Regions from separate parts of the Mus musculus genome. Here region 2 is linked to region 1. Evidence: chromatin contacts called from ENCODE Hi-C or POLR2A ChIA-PET data. All regions are on one chromosome and are shown on one strand. Each heading gives the region's core, a stretch centred on a gene start or an enhancer-like site at or near the end of the contact. The rest is flanking DNA. Distances are from core to core; before and after follow the strand shown.

Region 1 (4,619 bases), core at 568-3,067:
CTCACATTGGCCTGGTGAAGCCAGGACACCGCTCTGAAAGGAGACTTTTCCCTCCAGGAAATGGGGGGAGGGCCCTAGATAAGCACAAAGGCTCAGAGCATCCTCCTAGGACAGAGTCTCCCCCAAAAGGGGAAAAGACCACATTCAGATTTTATGGGCCTGGCCTCATACCACTCTGCTGCCTGTACAGTCACCAGCCAGTCCAGTCAGCCACTTCAGAAACTCAACTGATGTCCAATCAGGAGACTTCAAAGTGGCAGGCCGGGTGGCAGAAAGGAGTTAACACAAGCAGAGGACAGGCCCAGAACACAAGGGCCAGGCAGTCAGCTACTCCTATGTATATCGGGACCCACAGGAGCTGCAGGCCTGTACCCAGCTAAAAACCCACCACTAAGGACATTCATCAACAGAGGCCATCTCTGGAGGCTAAGAAGACCACCCATACCTGAAGGGGGTTCTTCCACTGCAATCAACCAGACTTGCCCCAAGAGGGGGCTACCAAAACTTCCTGTCCACCAAGGGGGCTCTGGCCACCCATGAAGGGGCAAGCCTCCCTCCATCTCCAACACACACACAGCTCCTAAAGGATCCACACTGCTGGAGGACAGGGTGGCAAGAAGGGTCATGTCCTCATGACAGGGATCTTAGCTCCAAACCCTGGGCCCACTTTATGCCCCTAGAGCCAGCCAACTCCCCCAAATCTGGGGCTACAATATAGTTCCTTACAATACCACTTTGATACAGAGCCTCGTCCAAACGACTCCTCCCAAAACCTCTCACCTCAGCCCTACACACACACACACACACACACACACACACACACACACACACACGACATCCCCACCCACGCAGTTCTGGGGAAACCGGCAGTTAACTTTTCCCAAAAACCCTGCAAAGGCGACTAGCTAGGTGGGAAGAAACAGAGAAATGGGCCCCCATATCCTTTCGCGGCATCTCAGGGCCCTCAGGGGAAGAAAAAAAAAATCTTAAAAAAAAAAAAAAGCAAGAAAGAAAAGAAAACTTTCAGAGTTAACTTTAAATTCCCAGCCCCCTCCCCCCAAATCACCCGGCAGCTTCTCTCCCCCTTATTTTTTCCTTTAAAGTGTAATTGTATTGTGTCTCACCTCCCCGAAAGGCTCCCGGCTCTCTCCAAAGAAAAGGAAAAAAGCCAACCCTTCGGGTGCCCCCTCTGCTTCCAGCCGCCTCTCCCACATTCTCAGACAGTTTTATTAAAATCTTCAGACAAAAGAAAAACAAAAATGGCAGCCTGGCTTATTTTTAAAACAGGACAGGGACGCCATATTCTGCAGATCTGCAAAAAAACGGAGAAATCCGGCACTGGCCGCTCCACCGGGCCGGCTGCAAAGTGCGCGAACCGCGCCGTTTGCAATCCGTTTATTTGCATTAAGCCCCATGAATCATTGTTTACCGGAGAATTGCAGCAGGTTTGAATAGCCCGGCTTAGGAAAACACACACGCACACACTCGGAGACGAACCCCAGACACGCCGCGGGAGACGCTGCCTACCCCGCGCGCGCAGCCGCCGCAGCCACGGCCGCCCCGGGGCCCGGCCCGAGGCACCGGCGACCCCCGGGCCCACGCAGCGCGGCCGCCCCGCGCTGACAGCGCTCGCGCCCGCCCGGCCCCCGCCCCGCAACTCGGCGCAACTTTCCCGCGGGCGGGCCCGCTCCCCCGCGCGCCCCGGGCCCGCACGGACCTGGCAGTGCTGGCGGCGCTCCGGGACGCGGCCGCAGCCCCGAGCCCGGCGGCCCGAGTAGGGCCGGGCTGGGGGCTCCCGGCTTCGGCGGTGGCGGCGGTGGCGGCGGCGCGCGGCTGGGGCTCGGTGCGGAGCGGCGCGCAAACCTTCCGGGTCGCCTGCTGTTCACTTCTGGGTTCTGCAGGCGCCGCGGCGGCGGAGGCCGGCTGTGCAGCCGCGCGGCCCCGGCGCGCTGGGCCCCGCGAGCGAGCCGCGTCCGGCCCCCCGCCTCTCGGCTGCGCAGCCCGCCCGGCCCCGGGGCTCCGGCGAGTGGGCAGCGCCCGGCGCTGGCGACGGCGAGGGGAGGGGGCCGGCGGGGCGGGGACGGGCCGCGCGCTGGGGGCCCCCGCTCGGCCCCGGGGCCTCGTCTCGCGCTCGCCGCCGCCGCCGCCAAGGAAAGTTGCGCGGCGCCCCCTGCCCGCGCCGCGCCGCGCCGGAGGCTGAGCCACAAAGGAACTCCGCGCCCCCCTCCGCCCGCCCGAGCCGCGCGGGGAGGGCACCGGCGCCCGGCCCTAGGACAGCCCCTTCCCCAGCACGGGGGCTCCCGGGGCCCGGGCGGCCGCGGCCATTGTCCCGCCCAGACTCCGCTCCCGGGTGGCGGTGGCCTGGGGACCCGGGACTGGCTGGTCACGCTGCTCTCGGGAGGGGTGGGGGTGTCCCTCCTTGGGAAATCGCAAGCTGGTGCAGACCCCCACGGTGCTCCCCCCCCCCCCCACACACACACCCGGTGACAAACGGCCAGGCTCAAGATCCCTGCTAAGATTTTGGTTATTTATTTCTGAAGAAAGGACGTGGGGGCGGGGTGGGGTGCAGAAGTTTGCACAAGCCAGGACACCGCTTCCCAACCCTAGGCCTGAGTCTCAGCGGTGGGGCGACCAGGAGCTGACAGCACTTCTAGAAAGTCTATCAGAGGTGGCACCGCCTGTCCCCCCAGCTCCAGACCTCAGAGCCATCTGCGCGACTCCTCCTCCCGCCTCACCCTCCCCAGCCAATCAGTCACCAAGTCCTCTTGATTCGGCCTCGCGGGCTGTGTCAACTTCTAAACTTCACTTCTACCTGAGGAGGCAGGCATTCCCGATTCCGAACCCGCTTAGATTTCTGTGGCACACTCTGCTGTCCACCTGCAGGCCTAGAGGATCAGGGCTGCCTCTGCCGTCCTAAGCATCCCAGAGAAGGAAGGACACAAAAAACCATCCTGCTTTCTGGGAAGTATAAGTTCATAGGCACGTGCGCTAGTTGGCTGGGAACACAGTTCTAAAAAGTGTGGACAAAGTCGCTGTCCTCGTGAGGATTCCAGTTTAGCACAGGATGTCACACATTGGGGAAGCTGGAGGGTGGGACCCACGGAGGTCGTTGGTTCCTTCTCAAAGCATCAAGCACACAATTCCGGGCATAGGGCAGAGGCACAATAAGCAAGCGGCAAAAATTAACTGGAATGATATGGTATTGACAACACAGAGAAGGCTACTCTCCTAGAGAGATAGGGGCTGTTTTCAGAACATGGCTCTGGGATGAGCCTGGAGAAGAGAGGAACACCTTTGTTCTGAAAACAAAAAGACTAGCCCAGAGTTGAGAAGGTTCTGTGAGGAAAAACACTGGCCAGCAATGGGAATGAAGCGAGAAATCACCCGTGTAGAAGAATCAAGAATCGAGGTGTGGGATGTGGGGCATGGGTTTTAGAGTGACTTCCTTCCAAATGCACAGTCAGAAAAGGAAGAAGAAAACAAATGAAGGGCACATCAGCAGCCATGAATCATGCTGACGGTGTGCACATTTGACGAGATGAAAAGCAAACCTTCCGGGGCTGGAGGCATGACTCTGCAGTTAGAATGCACTGGGCCTGAGGACCTGAGTTTGGTTTCTACCACCCAAGTCCTGTGGCTCACAACAGCCTGTAACTTTAGCTCCGGGGGATCCGATGCCCTCTTCTGGACTCCTGCAGAACCTTCTCTCATATATGCACAGACCCCCTCCCCTAGCATAATTAAAAACAATAAACATTCTTAACAAAAAAAAAAAAAAAAACCTTTAGGGGCTGGAGAGCTGGAGGGCTTGGTCAGCATTCATGGTTCTACAGTTTAGATTCCAGCATCCATGTTAAAGAGCCCATCATTGCCTGTAACTCCACCTCCAGGAGATCAGACACTCCCTTCTTGCCAGTCAGGGTCTCATCCAAAAGCCTCCATGGTGCAATGAAGGTGAAGGCCCCCCAGCGAGGTGGGATCCCGAGGCCCCTCCAGTCCAGTGAGGGGTCACCACTGGCCAGTCTCGCCCAACATGCTGGGGGTGGGGGTGGGGGTGGAGCATGAACGCACATGTTAGGACTCAAAAGATGCCTGGGCAGGGCAGAAGCCAGAGAAACTCTGGTGAAGGTGCAACCTCAGTTGCAATTGATGGCCCAGGACTGAAGGGCTCATGTAAAGGATTTGAGACTTGGCACCATGAAGAAAGCCTATGAGAGGGTATTGATGAAGCCTAGCTGCAGCAGAAGACCCCAGTGTATTGGAGATGCCAGTACCGTGGTATGATCACCAAGAACAGCAAAGGCAGTGGAATGGATCAACCTGAGCTTAGAGTGCTACAGAGTGCAGAGCTGGAAAAATGACCCTAGCTCTTTGGTGGAGCCCAGAAGATCATGTGTGGATCCCAGACATTGAAACAAGAAGCTGTGAAGCTGAAGTTGCCTTGGAGAACCCAAGCTATCTGAGATGCCAGAGTCATAGGATATCTGATGAGGAATGCTGCTAACAGAGAGTGTAGCCAGCCCAGGAAAAGAAGTTTGTTGCAGTCAACAAAGATGAAAAAGGAGTTGGAGAGCTGAAGACCATTTTGACCTCAGCCATGGGCGTGCAGAATTTGGAGT
Region 2 (4,634 bases), core at 1,865-4,364, 34 kb after region 1:
AGACACTCTTTATTTGTTTGTGTGTGTGTGTGTGTGTGTGTGTGTGTGTGTGTGTGTGTGCTCACGACTGTGCATGCACATGCTTGTGGGTGTACCTCCTCTGTGTGCACAGGATCAGGGAGGGATTCGGATGTCCTTCCTCTATCTCTGCCTTACTCCTTTGAGTCAGAGTCTCTCCTTGAACCCAGAGTGTGCTTTTTTTCCCCCCGCTTTGTTTTTTCGTGACAGGATTTCTCTGTGTAGCTCTGGCTGTCCTAGAACTCACTCTGTAGACCAGGCTGGCCTCGAACTCAGAAATTCGCCTGCCTCTGCCTCCCAAGTGCTGGAATTAAAGGCATTCGCCACCACGCCCGGCTTAGAGTGTGCTTTTTGTTTGTTTGTTTTTTGTTTAGTTCGTCTGGAAGCCAGCAAGCCCCAGCAATTGGCCAGGCCTCAGCACCCATATCCTTGGAGCTCTGTGCATGCATGGGCTTGCTCCATGATGTGGGATCCCAAATCAAGAGCCCAGCAAGCACTCCTCCCCACCGAGCTATTTCTCCAGGCCAACATAACTAAGCTTTAAACCTCCAACTCATAGCAGGGAAAGGAGTATTAAATTATTTTTAAAGCCAGCACTTTGTTTTTGTTTTTGTTTTGATAAGAACTTGCTGTATAGCCCAGGCTAGTCTTGAACTCATGATCCCCCTGCCACAACTCCTTGAATGCTAGGATTATAGACATGTGACCCCAGGCTGAAGTAATTTACCTCTCTCTGTCTCTCTGTCTCTCTCTGTCTCTGTCTCTGTCTCTGTCTCTCTCTCTCTCTCTCTCTCTCTCTCTCTCTCTGTCTCATATCTATATATTGGGCCAAGGATGCTAGACAAATGATCTATCACTGAGCTATGCCTCCAGCCTTCTTCAACGTTTTTTTTAAATAACAGATTATTCTAGAAAAGTCTGAACTGGGACCAAAACCATCACAGCATTTCACGTTTCATAAAAAACAAACGCTGTTTTATGGACTCACACTGTACATCTATCTCTGTGTGTGTCTTATGTCTTGACTCATGCTGTGCACTGTTTTTCTTCCTGAGGGCGGAAGTCTCTGCCTAATTCACTGATGCCAATGATGCTAGGAAGGAGGGGTTATTCTTAACCCTGTCCTATAGATCAGGAAGCAGCAGCAGCAGCAAGAGGTGACCTCACTTGCTGGGTTAAAGCAGAAAGGGTCCCAGTCAGAGTGTGCAGCCCCAGTCTGCCTGCTGACCCTCCCTGTGGTATCTGGCAGAAGGTTTCACTCATACATCAATGGCTCTCCGGCTTTAAGCTTCTTCGAGTCAGATCTCTGTGTTGTCACACCCTAGCATCCTGAATTATTGAGTGAGAAAGGAGAGTCTGGACAGAGCTGATGAAGATTCTTGGCTTACCCAAATTCCAGTTCGGCTCCTGATGCCCCTCCTGGGCCTGTCTGTACATTTCCTTGTAGATCCAGTTTCACAAGTACCCAAGCTTAGTCTGGTTGGCGAGAGTTTCCATCCTGGAGATCTGATCACCCTTGATAGCCTCCTACCAGTCGCCCATTCTGCCTTCCCTCTCAGCTGATGTCTGACCATCCTGGCCTGCCTCCAGCAAGAAGCCAGTTAGTTCGGTTTAAGCTCCAGCTTCCCCTGATGTTTTTTTCCTCTTAATCATGTTCTCCCCACTGACTCTGCCCGTTCCTTATCTATAAATCCCCTCTTGTTCCCACTGTATTTGCATGAGTCTACCCTCTTCCCCATTGCAATCCCACCATAATGGTTCTATCCTCTGTGATGGCCCTGAAGGAAGTCTGTTTCCTGTGTTTTAGCGAGTAGAGTACCACTGATTAAAAAAAAAAAAAAGCAAAGTACAGGAGGCAGGTCTCAGGCTAGGCTCAGCCTAGTAGAGCTTGGTGGAGACCTTCCAAAGGATACCTGGGTCTCTGTTACCTCAGAAAATGCCAGAGTAAAGAGCCAGCCCTGTCTTTAGCCCAGCAGGTATAAAGACTTCGGAGTGTTGGGCAGAGTCAGGAGAGGACGGCCAGCTGAGGTGCAGGATGGGGGATGATCGTTGTTGTGGTTTATAGAAAGGGAAGGAGAGAGGGGATGTGTTTGGTGGAGGTACAGTAAGGTGTGGGGGAAGGGTGTGCCTCTGCGGGCGTGCTAAGGCATCCCTGCCCCTGAGGGACCAGCATAAAATAGTGTTTATTCAGGGCATGGGAGGGGGGTTGAGAGAAAGGCGGAGAGAGAGAGGGGGAGAGAGAGAAGAGAAGTAGAGGCTGGCCATGAGCATGTGGAGGGGGGGGAAGGAAATGGGGGGCGGAGAGGGTAAGAGAGCAAGAGAGAGAGGAGGGGGCAAGCAGCCGCTTTTATAGTGAGTCAGGCACACCTACAGCCAGGTAACTGTGGGGCGGAACCTAGACTAACAATTGTCACCTTGACTGAATCTAGAATCAGCTAAAAGACATGCCTCTGGGCCGTGTGAGAGGTCAGTTGCAGGAAGGCTTGCCTAGGGGGAAGAGGATCCTCTCTCAAAGAGGATTTTCCCTTCAAGGGTGGCTCAGTGTGAAGAAGTCTGAGGGGTGAAGGGGCCACTTTCTGCCTTCTGCTCCTTGTTGGCGTGAGCAGCTGCTCTGTTTGCGGGCTTTTCCGGTTTTCCCAGGTAGCCTGAAGACCAGGGCTTCTCTGGAATCTTCCAGGCTTTCAGCACTACCTCAAGACTGCTAAAGCATCCAGCTTCCTGGACCAAGGGAGCCATGGTGTCCTCGACCTCTCCAGAACGCCCATATCTGTATTGTTTGACTGCTTAGCCTGTGCCATGTAACCAACCTATCAAACCCTTCCAGAGAACTCTCCTACTGACAAGAAGTCAGGCGTGAAGACACCATTTGGTCTCAATGGCCAGTCAGAGTATAAATGAGTATTAGCCACAAAGAAATAATGAATGGTTTTAGAAGTGTAAAGAAGACAGTGTCCTAAGGTCCACACAGATGTTTCTAGAACTCAACAGCACAGGAGGGAAAACCATGATTAAGAATCTCAACCCTGTGACTCAGGACTGGGGCAAAAAGATTGAGGAAACACAACATTTGACGTCAGCAGAGGCCTCTGCTGTTCCCAGGGCTGCACAGCAGGCCCTGTGCAGAGCAGGAAGCCAAGAGCTACTCAGAGGGCAAGCAGCTGTAAGGCCTCCTCTGGGAAGACACCCTTTGATCTCCCCAACAGCCAGGGGGTCTGGCTTCCTGCATCCCAGAACGCCTTCTCCAGGAGAGATTGCTGAGGTCACGGAGTCTGACCCCACTGAACAGACAGGGCTCGAGGAATCATGAGAGATCCAGTCAAGGTCACGCAGGGAGCCAGCACGGACAAGTTAGGACCAGGATCCAACCCCCAACACCACCACCGTTCCTTCTGTTTTTGCTCTTTCAGCAGGAAGCCTGCAGGGAAGGCTAGTTCTCTGCTGTGGAGGGGGTCCACTTCCTGCCAAAGCCAAGCGAGTTCAAAGGCCCCTGGATGGTCTGGGATCTGGACCGTCCAAGCAGGAGACAGGGATCCTTTAAGTCACAAAGACTTCTTTATTCTTTGAGATTTTAAGTGGACCGAAGCCAATTCCCTAACATTCTTCCTTCTGATGTGGCCCTTGGCAAAAAATTACGCTGCGCATATACCGGGCTTGGTGCCAGGCGCATCCTTCACAGACACAATCTTTCGGGGGTGGGGGGTGGGGGTGGGGTATTGTTTCATGGTTTCCCAGATGAGGAAGTGGAAGTTCAGGAGGGTGAAGACAGTTGCTCCAGGTCACACAGCTAGAAGCTGAGCCTAAGCGTGTCAGGTTGCAGAGCCTTAACAGAGCTGGCCTTTGGGTCACTTCAGGGCCATAGGGAGCTGAGTTCCAGCAACCTGTCTTCTGAGGCAACAGTCAGACAGTAGATGCCTGCCAAAAGCCAACAGCTTTGAGTGTAGAGATAGAGATGACAAGGGGTAGAACTGACAGAGTCCCGACTGTGTGTCTGTCAGCCATTCTGCTAAGCATGCTGATGTGTATGAACACTTATATAGCCGTCACAATTGCACATGTCGGGGTGTTCAATATCTCTTTGTATATAGGCAGTAAGAGCAGAGATGCAGGCAGTCTAGTGGTTGGTCAGACGTCAAACATGGAGGCTCTCCATCGCCTGTAGCGGGAGCTTCACCTCCACCTCACACCACCCTTGAAATGAGAAACCAGAACTCAGAGACACAGGTAAGTAGATAAACACCATGGAACCTGTAGGCTCCCTCCCACCTCTCGGGAGACTGTGAGCAGCAAGGAACCGAAGAGCCCCACCCCCACCCCACCCCACCCCAGCCACCTTGGTTTGAGCTGTAAGGAATTCGTGAAATTGCAGGGAGAAATTTGGTGACTTGATCTTCTCAGGAGCCAGCCTCCCTCACGCACTGATAACATTTCCTTATGATCAGAGCGTGAATGGAGCAGTGTCTGCCTTTGTCTGCAGATGTGACCACTGTTCAATGAAGAAGGAGTTTTCTTTTGTTGTGTCTTGGCAGGAGGACATCCTTGACTGAAAGTCTCCCCTTGCATCTCATTGGCCATGACGAGGTCACATGCTTCTCACGACAGGAGGAATAGAAACACCG

Evidence for each region. Hi-C counts contacts between places; a loop is a spot of excess contacts on that map. ChIA-PET counts read pairs that join two places held with the same protein, here RNA polymerase II (POLR2A).
Region 2: a loop to region 1 is called in a map of heart, with 2.6 times the contacts of the local background. The contact joins the enhancer-like site here to the promoter of Zfp362 in region 1. A Hi-C loop is called at or near these places in 1 of 37 maps with a recorded cell type or tissue (heart). POLR2A ChIA-PET finds 5 or more read pairs at or near these places in 1 of 5 experiments (Patski).

Annotation. Positions count from the first base shown.
Region 1 is chr4:128,804,295-128,808,913 of GRCm38, forward strand. It overlaps Zfp362 (zinc finger protein 362), which reads right to left and starts at 1,818. Exons shown (of 9, transcript NM_001081098.1): 1 at 1,718-1,818.
Region 2 is chr4:128,836,842-128,841,475 of GRCm38, forward strand. No RefSeq gene overlaps it. Among named protein-coding and RNA genes, the nearest start is that of Zfp362, 33 kb to the left of the region's middle. Within about 2 kb of position 3,115, at least 1 of the 3 ENCODE cell types and tissues checked has a DNase peak (open chromatin) inside an H3K27ac peak, as active enhancers do; it is heart, where a contact is called at or near this core.